Regions from separate parts of the Mus musculus genome. Here region 2 is linked to region 1. The links are chromatin loops, found by intact Hi-C in ENCODE. Cell type or tissue: left cerebral cortex. All regions are shown on one strand. Links, peaks and the distances in the headings refer to the core of each region. The heading gives the core; the rest is flanking DNA. Region 1 overlaps Tox (thymocyte selection-associated high mobility group box). Region 2 has its middle 33 kb from the start of Gm23860.

Evidence for each region. Hi-C counts contacts between places; a loop is a spot of excess contacts. Peaks named below come from ENCODE experiments on the same cell type or tissue, not always from the same donor. Only the 100,000 strongest peaks of a DNase experiment are listed, where the experiment ranks them.
Region 2: it touches region 1 in a loop (12-fold over the local background); 15 of 42 quality-filtered maps call a loop at or near these places.

The regions. Positions count from the first base shown.
Region 1 is chr4:6,684,516-6,693,283 of GRCm38, reverse strand. It overlaps Tox (thymocyte selection-associated high mobility group box), which reads left to right. Exons shown (of 9, transcript NM_145711.5): 8 at 4,314-4,465; 9 at 4,823-6,931. The coding sequence ends at 4,859. Among named protein-coding and RNA genes, the nearest start is that of Gm11802, 12 kb to the left of the region's middle. In left cerebral cortex, for the core only: a CTCF peak has its summit at 4,496 (motif pointing left); a DNase peak (open chromatin) is centred at 4,472.
Region 2 is chr4:7,849,948-7,858,715 of GRCm38, reverse strand. No RefSeq gene overlaps it. Among named protein-coding and RNA genes, the nearest start is that of Gm23860, 33 kb to the right of the region's middle. In left cerebral cortex, for the core only: a CTCF peak has its summit at 5,167 (motif pointing right); DNase peaks (open chromatin) are centred at 5,163, 5,804, 6,314 and 6,920; H3K27ac peaks cover 2,346 bases.

The sequences.
Region 1 (8,768 bases), core at 615-8,614:
CAGAGGTCCCCCTTCCCCTGCCCCACGCCCCTGGGTTCCATCATCACTGCCCCATTCCTGACTCCTCACACTTCCCAGCAGCATCTGGGTATCCAGGGGTTAAGGAACACAAACTTCAGCCTCAGTATGCATCATTTCTCGCCTGGGATGGGGTCTCCATCTTAGGATGTGTTCTCCCACCCCTAAGTGGTGCATCCGAGCTTCCCATGAGCCCTCCACCCATGGCTGCGTAGGGTGAAATGCCACCTAAGCATCTCCCTTTCCATCAGCCCAGCAGAGGTCACACACCCCAGTGGTGAGGTAAGTCAAGGAACCACATATTTCAACATGTGTGGGGCTAGAGATCATAGTAAAAGATAATAACAGGACCTCACAATGAAGGAAAATATCTACAAAAATGGCACTGGCTAAAATCACTTTCAATAATGCCTTGACCATGTGAGCTGTTAGTAAAATAACTATGGAATAATAAAGCTCTGAGAAATTAAATGAGTAGTATGTAGTACTCTTTGGAGAAATTGTAGATTTAGCTGTGGACTCTTTAATTCCTTGGAAGTTTAAAAACAGTTGATATGACAAAAATAAGTTGAGTGTGTCATAATATGTGCCAGGTATTGCCCGGACTCTGAAACTTAACTGATCTAGGAGTCCAGGGAAAGGAAGCCTTGCTCGCTGGAGTTGGAACATGGGAAGTGATAACAATCAGGATAAGAAGACAATGGATGGAAATGCTATGGCAATGACTCAGAAAGTCGCCAGTTCATGGAGGAAGGGCAGAGAGCACTCTCATGGCCCTCCTCGAGGGCTCAGGGCTCAGGGATGCAACCTTTAAACCCTGGAAGATTGGAAGGGTGTACAGACATTCCAACAAAGACCAGTAAACAGAAAAACAAATTCTAGGAGATGAAAATCATAGGGAGGGTGTATGAGTCATGGGCATGAGTCTGCAGATTAGAAAGGCTAGAAGCTCTATCAACTGACCATCTGAAGCAAGATGGAAGACTTGGCACCCACTGATGGGGTGTAGCACACTCTCAACAGCGTATCGGGTCCACTGTCCATGACATGAGTGGGATTTTAGCAGTAGATTCAAGTTGGCCTGTGTGATTCATCACCCAATCCATCTTTATCCTGAAGCTATTTGGGTCCTAATATGTTGACAGAATTCCTGTCTAAGCACTGAAAGAGAGACAAAATAAAAATAATGGCTACTGTACTTTTTAAACATAGTCTCACATTTCAGTATTACTTTGGATACTTTATTATCCCTTTGAAAAATGATTTACTCCAACAAAAAAAATTGTTAATGTACCAGGAATAATATTCCATTATTTTCTTGAAGAGTATCTTATTGTACATTGAGTTCATGGACCTACTTTTTGTTGTTGTTTTCTGTCTGTCTCTCAGTGCACTTTTATTGTTGAGTGAGGTCAAGAGAAAAAAATCATTAATATCTGTCAATTTCCTTTATAACCTTAAGAAAAAAATCTTTCTATGATACCACAGACAGATTTTCAATTTCCTTGTGTAATAAACAGCTGCTTTAGGATCTGGGTGTAATTTTAAGGTTTTCTTTCTTTTTTTTAAATCACATTGAGATTGATGAATAAATCAGCTGTAAAGACAAAACATTGATGCCTGTTGAAAATACCTCTCCAGACAGACAGGAAATGAAATTAGTTCGCAGTAGCATGCAGTTCTAAGGATCACTGCTTCATGGTGCTACAGGCTTTTCTCAGACTTGCTGTGTAGCAAAACAAAACAGTGAGGGCTACAGAAATCTAATTAAAGAGCAAATGTCCCTTCTGACATCAAATTAATCTTTATCATGTTTCCTATTTTTAGTTCAATCTGGCACCAGAAAATAAAATTTAAAATTCCAGGCATGCTACAAAACAGTTGGTGATTTTTCTCCTGAGCATTAAAATGCAAAATATTCAGTCTCGTTTAATTAGACTGCTAAGCAAACATGTTTCAAAAAATTTATATCATCATTGTTGTTTCCTATTTACATCCATAATAGACATGTACTCTGCTCAAAGGTTGACCTTAGTATCGTTTTATACAGTGTTCTGAGAAATGTTTCCATTTCTATGTTGAAAGCAAAACAATGTTAAATACCATTACTTCAGTCTATAGCCGTATTTTTCTTGGTCCTTGGTTGTTTGGGAAGAAGTGATTTATTTAAATGTTGATTTTGAAAGTAGCATAATTTTCCATGTTGGAACTTTGTATATAACACATAATTTTGTTTTAAATTATTATTTTTTTTAAAAAAATGTTTTCCTGCTATTCTGACTCAACCTGTAGAACTATTTTCAGTTTGTATTATATTTTCCTTCACCTTAGTTGGGATATTTGTACTTATTATTTGCTTTGATCCTTGTTTGCTTTTAAGTTAGAGTTTGTCAGTTGTGTCCTAAATAAATAAATAAATAAATAAATAAATAAATAAATAAATAAAATTCCAGCAGAGAACTCCACACTAAAGAGAGAAATAATTCTTGCCATTTACATGGTCGTATTTGCCTTTTTTACTGGAGCATCAAATTCTCTTTCTTTATTGAAAACCATGGTTTCTTAAGGCACTGTGGTAGGCTAGGCGCTGAGATTATGTAGTAAGCACTGCAGACAATGATCACAGCCTGTCAATGAGCTCAGTGGTCAAAGAAACCAATACAGGGTCTCTCAGAACTTTCTTCAGCTCTCTACCTACTATCATACTGGACCCTAGTGACAGAAACTGAGAAGGTGAGCAGCAGGTCAGGACCAGGGGAAATGAAGATCTTTCACTGAGGGCATTGAGGCTCCTTTCATGCTGGGAATACCTAGAGAAAGGTTCCGACTGGGCTGGAAAGCCAGTGGACAACTGCCTTCCCTGAGCTACAGGAAGATGCCTGGAGCCTGAGCTACAGGGGCCTCTGTTCAGGACCTCCTCCTCCAAGGCAGTTGTTACTTAGGAAATCTACTGCTGTAAGGGTGTGTTGGGTCAACAACCAGTAATACTAAACTCTTGACTTGTTGGTGACTTTTCACCCTGAATTTTGCCTCTCTCCACAGTTTCAGTGGAATAGACATGGACATGGGTCTATCGGGGTAACATGGGCTTATCAGTGGAATGGTAAATCAGTAGATCTCTAGAAGCCAACCAGAGGGCTAAGGAAGATTGAAGTAGACATAGTTTTCAAATCACTATGTGAGGGACCACCCACACATGAGTAAAAGTCTAAGGAAAAATCTTATTTAAAAATCAACCCTCCCACCATCCTGCTTAGTTTAAGGAATATGTCAGTAATATTTCGCCTTCCAAAGCTACTTGAAACTAAATTGTGCATGGTGCATTTTGAATCTTGATTTCTTGGATGTTAAAAACCATGGCTAGAATCTGCTGCAGAGACAGCCATGAGATTAATTCCGCTTCTTTCTGTGGTCACTTCCAACAAAGCCTGCTTCTGCTGCTCTTGAATTCACCTGATACGCTAAAAATAAATTGTGTATAATGTGTTTTGTTTACCAGATATAGCTATATACTTCAGAGATTCCGTCCTTGAATTTTTAATAGCTTTGCTGGGATTAAAAGTCAACACTTCATCACTAGTGAATTAAAAGAATCTTCCTGAAGTCTGAGTATTGTTTGCCAGCTAAGAGAGTTTTCAATTAAAAATATTTTCTGTCTTTACATGTTTTAGTCCCTATGTTTTCCAATGGCTAGTTGTTTTCTGTCTCTGTATTAGTCCAACAACTGATTTAAAAAAAAAAAACAAAACAGAAACAACTCTTTGGTTGAAATTTTTAGCTGATAAGAGAAATACAAATAAAGAAAAAGCAGCAGATGGTCCCATTGTGACTGAATGAAAAAAAGGGTTTTGAGTAACAATGTGTGAATAGGTGTAGCCTAATAAAACACTCAGCCACCTGCTGCCTGAATCCTTCAGGAAGGCTCGGTCGCTTACTCTGGGGCTTAACCATTAATGTGTGTTAGGTTGATAGAAACCATCAACTGTGAGAAGCTTACGTTCATTCTCCCTTTGCTTACATTGAGTTGGCTTTTCTATATTTTAAATTGTTTCCCAACTCAATGTATCTGCCAAAGGGTGTAATGAAAGGGTTTTGGACACCTGGTTAAGCGAAGGAAAGGTAAGGATAATGAGGTGATGGGTGTTTCTTTTTTACTCTAAGTCAGGGAGCCCCTTCCGCTGGTTCCTACAGAAGTGAGGTGGCCTACCATATTTGCGGGTGTGGATAACTATGTCTCTGCTCTTTGCTTTAAAAGGTACCGCCTTTTCTCAAATGTAGATTTGCTTTTCCTTCAGGGATTTACTCTTCAACCCGACTATCAGACTATTATCAACCCTACATCTACAGCTGCACAAGTTGTCACCCAAGCGATGGAGTACGTGCGTTCTGGGTGCAGAAATCCGCCCCCACAGCCCGTGGACTGGAGTACCGACTACTGCAGTAGTGGGTAAGCGGCCGGCCATCGCCACCTGGTGGTGGAGAGTCTCACAGCATGCGCCTCCGTTCGGGAGTGGGGCCTCATGTCCAGGAAGGCTTCAGAAAAGTAACTTACATACATACATACATACATACATACATACATACATACATACATACATACATACATACATAAAATGTAGAGCCATCATCTTCTAGTCTTTCCAAGAACAAATGCCTCCATGTTTCTCTTTCCTAGGGATTTAGGTCAACTATCTATGCGCTTGAGCTAGCACAAATAATACTAGCCTCACCACCCCAACTCCCTCTGCCACCCCCTCCCACTGTGATTCTGATTTTCTTGTAACCGTGTTTTCTCTCCACACAGGGGCATGCAGAGGGACAAAGCGCTGTATCTCACCTGAAAATCTCGACACCTCTTCTTTCCACTGAGGAGTTCAGGGAAATCTTTTCACCATGGATTGCTTTGCGCACTCAAAGCAGTTCTTCATTTGATTAGAAAATACAAGTTACTAAGCACTTAGGACCATGTGAGCTTGTGGGTCACCCACGCTGGAAGAAATAGTCATGCTTCTTTATTATTTTTTTAATCTTTTATGGACATTGTTCCTCTTCCCAGAAGGAAGTGTGGACCATTCTGATTTCTGTTGGTTTTGCTGTGAAGTGCTGCGGCTCTAGTAACTGCCTTAGCAACGGTAGATGTCTGGGGTAAACGGTCCTGGGTTTTCCATTGGTTTTCATAATGGGTGTTTATATGAAACTACTAAAGACTTTTTAAATGGCTTGATGTAGCAGTCATAGCAAGTTTGTAAATAGCATCTATGTTACACTCTCCTAGAGTATAAAATGTGAATGTTTTTGTAGCTAAATTGTAATTTGAAACTGGCTCACCCCAGTTTGTTGATTTCACAGAGGGATTAAAATTGGCAAACATTCATATTTTTACTTCATTTTTAAAAACAACTTACTAATAGTTCTATATTTTCAAAATACTTGAAAAAATATTCCCAAATGATTTTAATTTAAAAACAATTTGGCTTTGTCTTATTGATCAGACAAAAAAGAAGCTAGTATGGAGGGAAGCGCAAACACATTTATTTTGTATTGCAGAAAAAAAAATCCTTTTTTGTATCACTTTTGTGTAATGATTAGTAAATGTCATCCAAGTCCTGTTATGGATAAAGCTGCCAAATGCTCACTGGCATCTTAGCTGCAGAAACAGGCCGGAACGCGCTAGCTAAGTGCTCCTCTTTATCTATGGCTCTGTGTTACTGTTTCTCCATACTGTGTCTGTATTTAATCGTTTTCTTCTTTTTTTTATGAAACTTGTTGCGCCTATTTATGAAATAATAAATATAGGTGTTTGTAAGTAAATTTGTTAGTATTTGAAAGAGGTTTCATTGATGTTTTAATTTTTGCTGGCAAAAAAAAAAAAAAAAATCCATGCTTGGTGTGAGTACTTATTTAGTTTTTACAGTGACATGAATAAAACCAAATCTGCTTTTCATTTAGTAGCAAACTAGAGGAACGAATCTGTATTTTTGCATATCTTTTGTTGACATAAATGAAAAACAATTCTACTTAGCAATCTTCTTTTCCTGAGCAACACAACAGAAAACTGCTCCTGAGGTGCCACCCTTGCCAGGCCTAAGCAAACACCAGTGCATCCTCTTCCTAAAGAGATAAAAAGAGCTGTTTCTCACTTCTCAGTTCCAAAACAGTTGCCACCCCCCACCCCAACCCCCACCCCCCCAACCCCAACCCCCCCCCCCACACACACACACAAATGCTAAGAACCAAATTCAAGTTGAGTCACCCAGAATCCCAAAAGTCACATGCTTCTCATGGCATGCAGAAAACATTTAAGAATTGACCAAGGGTTCAGGAAGAGATCAAAGGGGATATGGTGTCTAGAATCAATCTAGAAATGAAGGGCTAGTAGTCAGACCAGCTCAAGAAATAGGAAAATCATGGGAAGTGGACGCAGTTGCTAGAAACTGAGCACCCTGCTATCCCCCGTCTCTGCTCTCTTCCTTTTCCACAAATCCTGGGTCACCACTAGCGATGTGCCAGTAGGGCTTTGCATAGCTCTGATAGCAGAAGGAAGGGGTGAGGAAAGGTCCCCTTCCACAGACTTCGGTCACATAAATTCATCTGGCTAGACATGAAGAGAATGGTGGTTTTGTGGAATGTATGAAATAACCTTAGCAATTTAAATACATCATGTAATCCAGTCAAAATTGAAAAGACAAAAGGCTTGCTTGCTTTGGATTGATTTTCAGACACTGTACAACGTTGAATCACTCGGCATGTAATAACTAATAAATAATGCAGATCCGGTGTTATTATTAAAATGACGGGGGTTGAGAGCTCAAACTTTACTGTCTTGATACTGTATAAGAATTCATGTGATTAACTTCCCAGTTTATTGTTTGGCTGTTTAGTATTTTAGAAATATACCAGCACTACTAATTAACCAATGTCTTTTATTATTGCATTATGATAAAGTATAGCTCCCCCTACATTAAGTCTGAACTGAGAACAGCCCTACCACCTAAGACAAGAGGTTTGTTAGATTGATTGCAACTTTTCCCAGCAGGCAAAAAGAAAAAAATGTAAAATATGGAATATATTATCAATTAAGCTCTTACTGCACATGACTCTCTTCTCCTTGGAGATTTCCTCAGACTTGAAAGGACATTCCCAGGGAAATGAGGAATCGCGTGTAAACATCAGGCCAGAAGTGACAGAGCAAAACGGGTATTAACAGCTCTGAATGCTCCAAAAGTTCTTTCCCAGAACCACGTGAGTGTTTCTCACTATCCAAAGAAATTGGCTGTTTTTCATTCTGCCATCTTCAGACACAGATGACTTTATACACTATGATAAACGTATATAACTTATACACTATAATAAACGTATATAACTTATACACTATGATAAACATATATAACTTATACACTATGATAAACATATATAACTTATACACTATAATAAACGTATATAACGTATACACTGATAAACGTATATAACTTATACACTATGATAAACGTATATAACTCATACACTATAATAAACATATATAACTTATACACTATAATAAATGCATATAACTTATTCACTATAATAAACGTATATAACTTATACACCATAATAAACGTATATAACTTATACACCATAATAAACGTATATAACTTATACACCATAATAAACGTATATAACTTATACACCATAATAAACGTATATAACTTATACACCATAATAAACGTATATAACTTATACACTATAATAAACGTATATAACTTATACACCATAATAAACGTATATCACTTATACACTATAATAAACGTAGATCACTTATACACCATAATAAACGTATATCACTTATACACTATAATAAACGTATATCACTTATACACTATAATAAACGTATATAACTTATACACTATGATAAATGTATATAACTTGTTACCCAAAGAAGCAGTGCTCCTGGGCAGAGATCAAAGTCACCCTAAGGATTCAACAATGAGACTGAGCATAAGGTATCATCACTCGTCTATGCAAAAGAGAGTGGTGGCTAAGCAGAGGAAGAACACCCTGTGCGATGGGGAAGACTTGGTTCCATCTCTAACAGAAGAAAAGCCGGTGCTCTGAGTTACATCTACATGCATGTGAGTTGACAATGGGAATAGGTCAGATCTTACTTGCAGGGGGATCCAATTCAGGAACATAGCTAAAGAGGAAGCTGTCTTCTGTGATAATTATTATTTGCTTTCCTGGAGGCAAGAAGCCCCTCTACATGGGACAGAGCTGTCCACACAACACCAGGATTAACCAGATTCATTGCCCAGAAATGTTTAAAACTTCAGAATGCAACACTTAGGATTAGTGCCACCATCTATCTCTTTCCATGCTGAAGAGTTTTCCCACTCACTTAAAAAGTCATTAGCTCGACCCATGTGACCGAGACAGTTCTCACCCTTTTTATCAGCAAAAGAAGCCATTTCTGTGGTCCACCAGAAGATGGATGTAGGAACTAGAGACAGCCACACTTTTAGCTGTAGCTTTAAATATAATGTCTAAGGCCGTTGGAAGTACTTTATAAGGCACTAAGGAAAAAAAAAAAAAACACTCAAAAAGTAACTGACAGATGGTTTACACATTACTCCACTTAGACGCTCCAGCCTGGTAAGGACTATAGTAAACTGGCAGATCGCAGTGTCTTTGTTAGAGGGAAGTTGCAGTCTACTAAAACTTGAAAACCTATAACAGATAGTTGTTTTCACAATAATATTTGTAGAATTGGCAGGGAC
Region 2 (8,768 bases), core at 520-8,519, 1.2 Mb before region 1:
GAAGAAATTGCAATCATTTTTGGTTTCTGATTATAGATAGAATTCTAAATATACACTAGACTGTCATTGAGCAGATGAGCAGAAAGCACCAAGACCCAGGCTTGAGCAATGGATTATAAATTCTTGTTTTGGCTTCCTGCTCAGACGTCCAGGGACTTTTAATATTGGACAACTTGCTCAAATCTCTCTCATGGCTTACCTTACCTGTAACAAAATGAAGAAAGAAAATTGATCACCAAGGTTCTGAGTAAAGTTCTTGCAGTGTGTATTTCATGTGATGAAGAGACAGCAGGTTTCTTCAGGGCTTTCTGTCTGATTTTCCTCCTTGCCTATTTCAGTCTCACCATGCTCAAAGTAGCTTGGATTAGACCATGCCACTAAATATCACATGTGAAACAAACTCCAAAGACACTTTGAGCAATAAAATTAGAAAATAAATAAACAAAGACTACTCTACTACAGAGCAAAAGGTATATCTGTCTATTTTCCTCAGTGACATTTAACTATTAAAGGGAATAATTCTGTTTTATTGGCCCCTTTAATCAGTGTGGTGTGGCCTTTACAGGATTAATCTCTCATTCTTTTGCTAACTAATTTACTCTAATAATGTGCTAAGGTGGTTTATGATATAAAAACACCTTTGGGTATTGGGCTTTCTGTAATAGCTGGAATAAAGCCATTATAGTTGGATATATAGAAGGAGTAAAATCTTAAATACAAATTAGTAACCATGGATTGTAGAGAGATTCTTTATTTCAATATATTGGGAATTTGACTCCTTTCTTTGGTCTCTCTCGCTTGCTGTAATCGTTCAAGGGCTTCTACCTTTAGTTGCTGTTCATCATCTTTTCTTCTGCTATTTTACACATTTTCTTTTGCTCTGTATTAAACCAAATTAGAGAGAGTCTAGCACAGACTTGGTATTAATTTTTATGTAGTCCCACAGAAGCCTCCAAAGCCCATACCTGCTCTATTCACCTCATTAGATGGTGAGCCCAGGCAAGCCAACGTGGATGTGACTGTTTATTCTAAGAATCTAATTTGAGGAGCTGCACATAGTGGGTGATTAAGTTAGGGGCACTAAATTAGTGATGGTTTCCTTCTGCACTTGAATATTTTAAGTATTTATATTTCATCAGGTTTAGGTGGGGAAAAGTGTCCAGTCTGCAAACACGAGGAGTATTTTTGGTATTGTTCAGTAGTCAGGGCTCTCTGAGTCAACTAACTTTAACTTCAGAAACTCCAGTCACCCTTTGAGCAGCTTCCAGGACATTCAGTTAGTTCTGTGGTTTTCTATTTCATTTCTTAGTCTCATCATAATAGAGAGAGCACCAAATGGGTTGGGATGTTCACATAAACCAAACACCATTTTAAACATTTTGCATGTTGACATTTCAACCATCACAACTCTGAAGCAGGTCTAAGTGAGACTCTTACATTGAGATCTTGGAGTGCTGTGCATGGATTCTGTCTCAGGTGTTCTGGATAGGAACCAACTTAAGTCCAAAGATGTTAATGCTTCAAGTGTCTAACTGATGGGCTTAGGGTTCTGGACACTTTGCCCTTCGTTTCTCTGCATATTGTGTCTTAGTGATCACATTTCCCATCACCCCAGTAGTCATCATGATTACACGCTCCTTATTTAAATGTTCTCTCCTCTGATTCCTCCTCTGCTAAACTCCATCTCAATGATGTTTGCCTCACACTTAGCACATCTATAGTTTCCTTAGGATCTTCTTCCTTCCAATGCTAATCTTCCTTCACCTATGGACCAACCCTACCTCCAACTTTACATGGCTGAAAGCTTTCCTTTCCATCCTACAGTTATCCTATCCTATCCTATCCTATCCTATCCTATCCTATCCTATCCTACAGTTGATCTTTAAGTAGGTGTAAAACAGCAAATTAAAAAAAAAAAGTCCATCTTCTCTCTCTAGGTTCACACCACAACCTGTGACCATACCCATCTTTCTCCACCTGTGGTCCCCATTATTTCTCTCTGGTTCATTTTCCATGTTGGAAAAAGAAGCACCAGAATATAATTCATTCCATCGTTTGCATTTGTTATTTAAGTGACATCAACTTTCAATCTTTGTCTCTGAACAAAGAGCAATACCCAAGATTTTTCCATGGTATACAAAGGCCTATATTATTTAACTTCTTATTTCTATAGCATCTTGTACTAGTTAGTTTTCTAAAGCAACAGAATCGATAACACATCTCTGTCTCTGTTTCTGTCTCTCTCTCTGTTTATGTCTGTATGTAATGTATGTATTTATTTAAAAAAAAAACCTCATGAAGCTAAAAGACAATGGGGGCACAGGAGGAGGTGGAAAGTGTAGTATAGGATAGAAAAGGTGTAAGTGCAGGACTCATCCATGTTTTCCACACACAACATGACTAAAACATATGTGAAGTCATAAATGCCATGGCAGCATACACAGGATCTGCAAGGATTAGAGTCAGATAGAGCTCTAATACACAGAGGGAAAAGTGGCCATGGGCTCCTACCTCTAGTGAAGAAGTTATCTCCAATTGACACCTGAATACAGAAGAAAAATCAATTTTCTCTGATGGATTCTCACTGGTTATATTAACAACATTTCTGTCTGGTCATAAATAGATGGCCCACACAACCAAACTCAATGGTCTTTTTGTAGGAGTTTGTCTCATGTTTTGTTTGATTTTATGTTTATTTATTTTGTCTTATTGGTCTTTTGCTTGTATATTTTGGTTTTGTAAATTTTTGTGTATTTTAAAATGTATATGTGTGTGAGTTTTTTTCTGTGTTTCTGTTTTTTAGATTGCTTTTGAGAGAGGGGGGTGACTTAGAGAGGCAGGGAGGACCTGGTAGGAGCTGAAAGAAGGAAAAACCTTGATAAGAATCTATTGTATGATCTTTTTCATTGAATAAATCTTCATCTATGAAATTCTCAAATCATACCTATAAAGAAGGAAAAATGACAATTTTATAGAAAGGTTAATTATTCCATTCTCTCTGATGACCTTTCTTATGTTTTTGGCTATTACTAGCCTCACTCTTACTCCCTCCTTGAACAACAGGATGTTCTTTGATTAATTCCAAGACTCTCTGGCTGGTTCTCAGCCACATTCCTGCTCATATCGCAGCAGCTGGCCCCCTCACTTTGTCTTTTCACACTGGCTTTCTTGTCAGCGTGGTCATGGAGAGTTTTGGGGAGAAAGCACTTGGCTATTTATGCTTTGCAACTCTGCAGTGTAAACACATCATTTCTTCATGTTACCAGTAATGTTCTCATTGTGAAGTCCAATAAATTCTATCATAAGAACTATGCCCAATGGCAGGTCACAGCATTTTTAAACTCATCTATTGGCTTTTGAGAATGCAGACTTCCCTTTTCCTTGTTTTTTTTTTTTTTTCTAGCTCTGTGATCAACACTTTACTGTTTAATTCATGAATATCTCTGATTTCCCTGTCTCATTAGTGTTTATTTTTCATACTTCTTCTTGCCCATTGGACTTTCCCTTTGTGCACTCTTTCCTTGGAGTTTTTACTTACTTCTAACACAGCTTAGTCTTTTTTCCCTTCTATATTAGTTGTACATTTCAGCTTTAGATTTTAATTCATTATGATCCTATTAACACCTTCAGCTGGTCTATCCATTGTCTTCAACCTCCTTCCTAGAGGCTCCCAGATTGTAATACATAACAGCACACAACAGCTACCCGATGAATGTTTATTTTGCTATACATGAGCACCCACCATCTAAATTCTACATCGATATGATAAATGATCACTGAATGCTGGCCATAGTCTCAAGCAGGATCAGTTCTGACTAATGCTTACCAACCTTTATTAGGTGTGGGTCTTCCTATTTTTACCGTTAAATCTAGTGCAAGAGACACACATTGGTTTTATCTTTTGAGACAATCCTGATGAAACATCATTTTTGCTAAAGTTATTGAGACAGACTCTAAGGTCCCACAGTGCTTAGTAAGAGACAATGGAGTGGTTGCCTAGCAATGGCTGTTGCAGCTCTGAGAAGAAGGAAGAGAGACAAAAGTGTGGTGATCTTACTAATCCTAGTCTATGAGATAAACACTTGTAGTATGAATATTAATCAAAGCCAAAATTTTGCTTCCTGGCTTACAGCTTACACTTTCATTTTAACTAACATCTATAGTTGTTTATAATTCCTAATATTTTGCTTCAGCAAATTCCTTATTCTTCAAGCAAATCTTACAAGTTTTATGCTATGATTATTTCCATAATTTCCTAACCTAGAAACATAAAACATCACCCCACTGCTCCCCTTTATCTTCTCTAATTTCCATTCCCTGCAAAAAAATAAAACAAAACAAAACAAAAAAAAAAAAAACAAAGGCCTTCCTAGAACATCTTAATCCACAACACAGGCACCTGGTGTTCTGGAAATCAAATTGTCTCAACTCTTCATTTATCATTTAAACACACAATTCTTTCAGCTATATCTCAGGATATTTTGACTGAACTACTGAGTGCCCCTTGTGGTATTGGTTCCCTTTATTCTTTGTGGTATCTTCTGTTACATTTTAAGGGAGTCCTTTTGCCTATCATATAAGCAACCTGCTTCTGTTTGGCTGTTTTTTTGGGGGGGGGGTTGTAGGACTCTTTGCTTAATACATTATCTTTCTTATAGCAGGAACTCATAAGAGGTTTTATTTAGTTATTACGTAGTCCAGCATATGTTTTATTTATATCATTGTATTTAGTCTGTGTAAAACCCACAAGGTTTAAATATCTAATATCAAAATATACCAATACTATGAAGTTTAAAAGGAATGAATAAGAAACAAAATGTTTGTCCAAAGCAAGCAATGTTGATAGTAGCTGCTGGACATTTGGTGCAAATGAACAGAGGAGATGCTAAAGGTCTCACTGGAGAATGCACTGAAATGTCTTTTTCCTTAGATATTCAAACTCTGTTAGTCAGAAGACTAACTTGGGAGTGGTCATATACCTCTGTCTCTTCTTAGATAACTGCAAAGTGTTCATGAAGAGACCCAAAATTTCTAGAATACCTTCTAGAATCTATACAACATGAAATATGCAAGACCGCCAAAGGTCTGTGTGTGTGTGTGTGTCTGCCAGATGCCCTGAAATACTTTGTAAGGTGTAATTTGACTGCAGCCATCATGGATGTCCACTTGGGGGCACCAAAATGATGCCTCTGTTTTCTTTATTTCTCATAGCAAGATTATTTTACAATGATTCTGTATGCAATTATTTTAGTATGAGGACAAGTTGGTAATGGTTTATATTTATCATTTATTCAAGCAGCTTGATTTTTAATGCCTGTTATCTCTCTATTAATGAACTAGAAACCAGTTGCTTCCAAGAGTGGGTAATGTCCTCCTGATGGGTAGAACATTGGGCCAGGAAACAGCCAATACAAGAGCCAGAATAGAATCAGAGTTTCAGGGACCTCAGAGGTTAAAACCTGACCTCCTGCTAATTCACAAATACCCTCTGCAATGCCCCTGGCAAGTAATCATCCCCTTCCAGGTCTGGAGGACTGCTGGGTAATTGAGTGATTAAGCAAACTGCTTAGAAATACATTACAGAATCATAGGATAACTGTGTAGAAAAGGACCTTAGCGATGAACAAGCCAACCCTTGACTCCAAGAATTGGGCTAGCAAGGTCAAGTGGTTCACTCATGTCTGAAAGTTAGCAGAGCAGCTAAAACTACACTTTTGAGTGCCTGAGTCAGACAATTATGCCAGCATAGTTAGTGCTCCTCTGTTTGTTAAACTGTGGTGACAACCGTGAATAGAAAATGAGGAGAAGCCATTGCACAATGAGGATGCTGGACAAAATATTCTGATTATAGAGTTGTGGCATGTCCTGGAAGTGGAAGGGAAGGAGTCACAATTGGAAGTTCAGTTAGAAATTAATCAAATCAGGCAATGCAATTCAATCCAAATTGTGTCATGCCCAATAATAATAATATTTTCAGGACCACTTTCAGGAAGAATGGTGGCAGAAACCACCAGATTTGAACAAGAATTATTTATCTTCCCAGTGATCTTGTCTTGCTCCCAGGGTTAGAAGAATTCACTCGTTAATTCACACTATTCATTTGGGTTTCACTTTTTGGTTCATTTTGCCAGGCTTATCTGGTAGATACAAGTAACTTTAAAAATACATGTATCTCCCCGTTGAACTGCAGTACTTTCAGCTGTAGCTCCTTATTTGAACAGCTTGAGGACTAATTTGAATCGCACTTCTCTTGTGGGTGTTCCAAAAGCTTGTGCTATCTCAGGGAGTTGCCTTGTGGAGACATTAAAGATGTTTTTTAAATGAAGCACATCAAGATTCGCTAAATTACATATGGTTTGATCTAGGAAAGGACAATTGGAGACTTCATTAAAATAGATTTATTCCAACTTCATGTATGGAAATAAATTTTCTTGTGATAACTTGGTCTGTGCCCATCCAGATTGTAGCATTTCCCTAGTTTCTAAATTAAATGTTTCTACATGTGAATCTTGGCTCTATATGGGCATATATTAAAAGGCTTAGTCATCATTATTTTAAGTATCCCAGAATTGAGTCAGGTTTCTCAGGAGCTTTGCAGCTTAGTCGCTTGCTTTGATTTGGTTCACTTTCAATTATCTTCCCTTCCTCTTCTCCTGTGTTTCTGCTTTTAAAAAAAAAATATCTATTTTAACTTTAGGTAAGAACTAAACTATCTTCTGTTGCATAAATCTTGGTCTTCTCTGCATTGTTGCCTTTAAGTGCTGAGCCTTTTTCTAGTAGAAGGGAGAGATTCCTACTTCAAGGGGACAGATTTTATATACTATGTCATTTCAATAAAGAAATATAAGGAAATTTTTCTTAGATTGGCTTTTAAATTGGGAGAAGCAAGTGACAAAAAGATTCATTATCTTATCTAGTGTCATCAAGATGATAAACACTAGAGCTGTGGTTTCATGCTGGGCTTTTCTCAATCTGAAGCCCAAGGGTCTTATGTCATATCAAGCCTCTGACATATGCTTGGTTTAGGTTAACACCAGGCCTCTTAGAAACGCAGACAAACAAAACCACACCTACCTCACAATTCACCAAGAAATATATATGAAATACTTTATACTTCCCTTTACAATGATACAGTTCTGCTTTTTATTCAATTGATCTACTGTTATTTCTTCCCAGTTTTGACTGTAGAAAAGCATGATAATGGCTAACAATGAAAACTCAACAAAGCATGTTATGTATGCTATGGTAAAATGTAAGAACACAATCACTAGTCAATGTATGGATGAGTGTAACTTCACTCAAAGAATAACAAGACTACTGCATATGGATTCCAGCCAAGTGTCTTATCCATTTCATAGAGTAACTAGATCCCAGTGGGAAGTTACAAATGTTAAAGTATACAAAATGGTCATTACTACAAGATGCTTTTGGTTACAGCATGAACATGTATTATGTTAATAATGGGTCAACAATTTTATTTTGAGTTTGAGTTATTTTATTTTGTGAATTTGTATTAATTTTACTTTGACCAGTCACTTACTAGCACAAGCTCTTCAGCCGGGGAACTTGACTCCAAATGAGTCTTGAAACTATAATTCTGACTGAAGCAAGAGAACCATCATCTCCTCCAGAAAAGCCTGAAACACACAAGAAATTTAATGTGCCGAATTTATCAGCACTATGTTCATGCATGATTTATTCTAACAAATAGATCTTTGATGGTTTCATCTGTTTGTCTCTTCTAGAATAGAAACATTTTGGAGGCAAAAATGCATCCAAAATGCAATTGCATCCTTTATGGCACTAAGGCACAACAGAGATGGAATGCACTGAACACTGATTGCAGTTTTCTACCAGGTTGCATCTGTGGAAAAGCTGCATGCAGTGTGTACTGTAGTTCTGTCCTACTGTAACGGGCATCAGTCCCTGTCAGAGCATCCCCCACACCCCTACATACATCTACTTTCATCTAGAAAAGGTCCTTGGACAGAATAAAAATTTTAAATTGCAATTACTATTTTCCTATTTAATGCCACATTAATTAAAAGGGATCTATCTGCACTGTGTGTTATCAATAAAAATAATCTTGCTAATAAGCTGGATGTCTCTGAAAGTTTATATGTGTGTCCTGGCTTCTGATCACTGTACTCCACTCAAGATCATATTGGTTTTCTTACACTGTCCAGGCAGAAGTAACAGAGTTCTGCCATGCCACACTTTCTCTGACACTCCACTTGCCCTGGACTTCAGGAGGTAATTGCTATGCTTGTTTAATGAGGTTTCAGAATACAAAAGATGCCTGTTTAGCAATTTTCTTTTCTGTTGTTTGGGAACCATAAATGGATTCATTTCCAGATGCAGAAAGCAGCATCTTGTTTTGTTTTTTTCTGTCTTGTTTTTTCTGTCTTGTGTTGGTGGAAGTCCATTCCCTAAAGACTTCATATTGAACTCTTTCTTTTAAATTCCATTGAAGCCCAAATGGGAATGATTGCTAGGTTTTCTTTTTGCCCATTTTAAACAGGGGAAATACACCCTATCTTATTTTAAAGAGCTAGTAGTAGCTTAGCTAACAGGAAGAAGCTGAGCCCCTGAACTTGATCAGAAGCCTATGTGTGGAATAGAGAGAAGGCCTCAGACAATCCCTTCAATAGCTTTATTTTCTCCTATAACAAAATGCAGTCCTGCTCATGAGCCCACCTGTATTTCCCCTTCATCTAATAAACTGGCTAGGCCAGAGCTGCAAAGGAACATAGTAATATTGACAATGT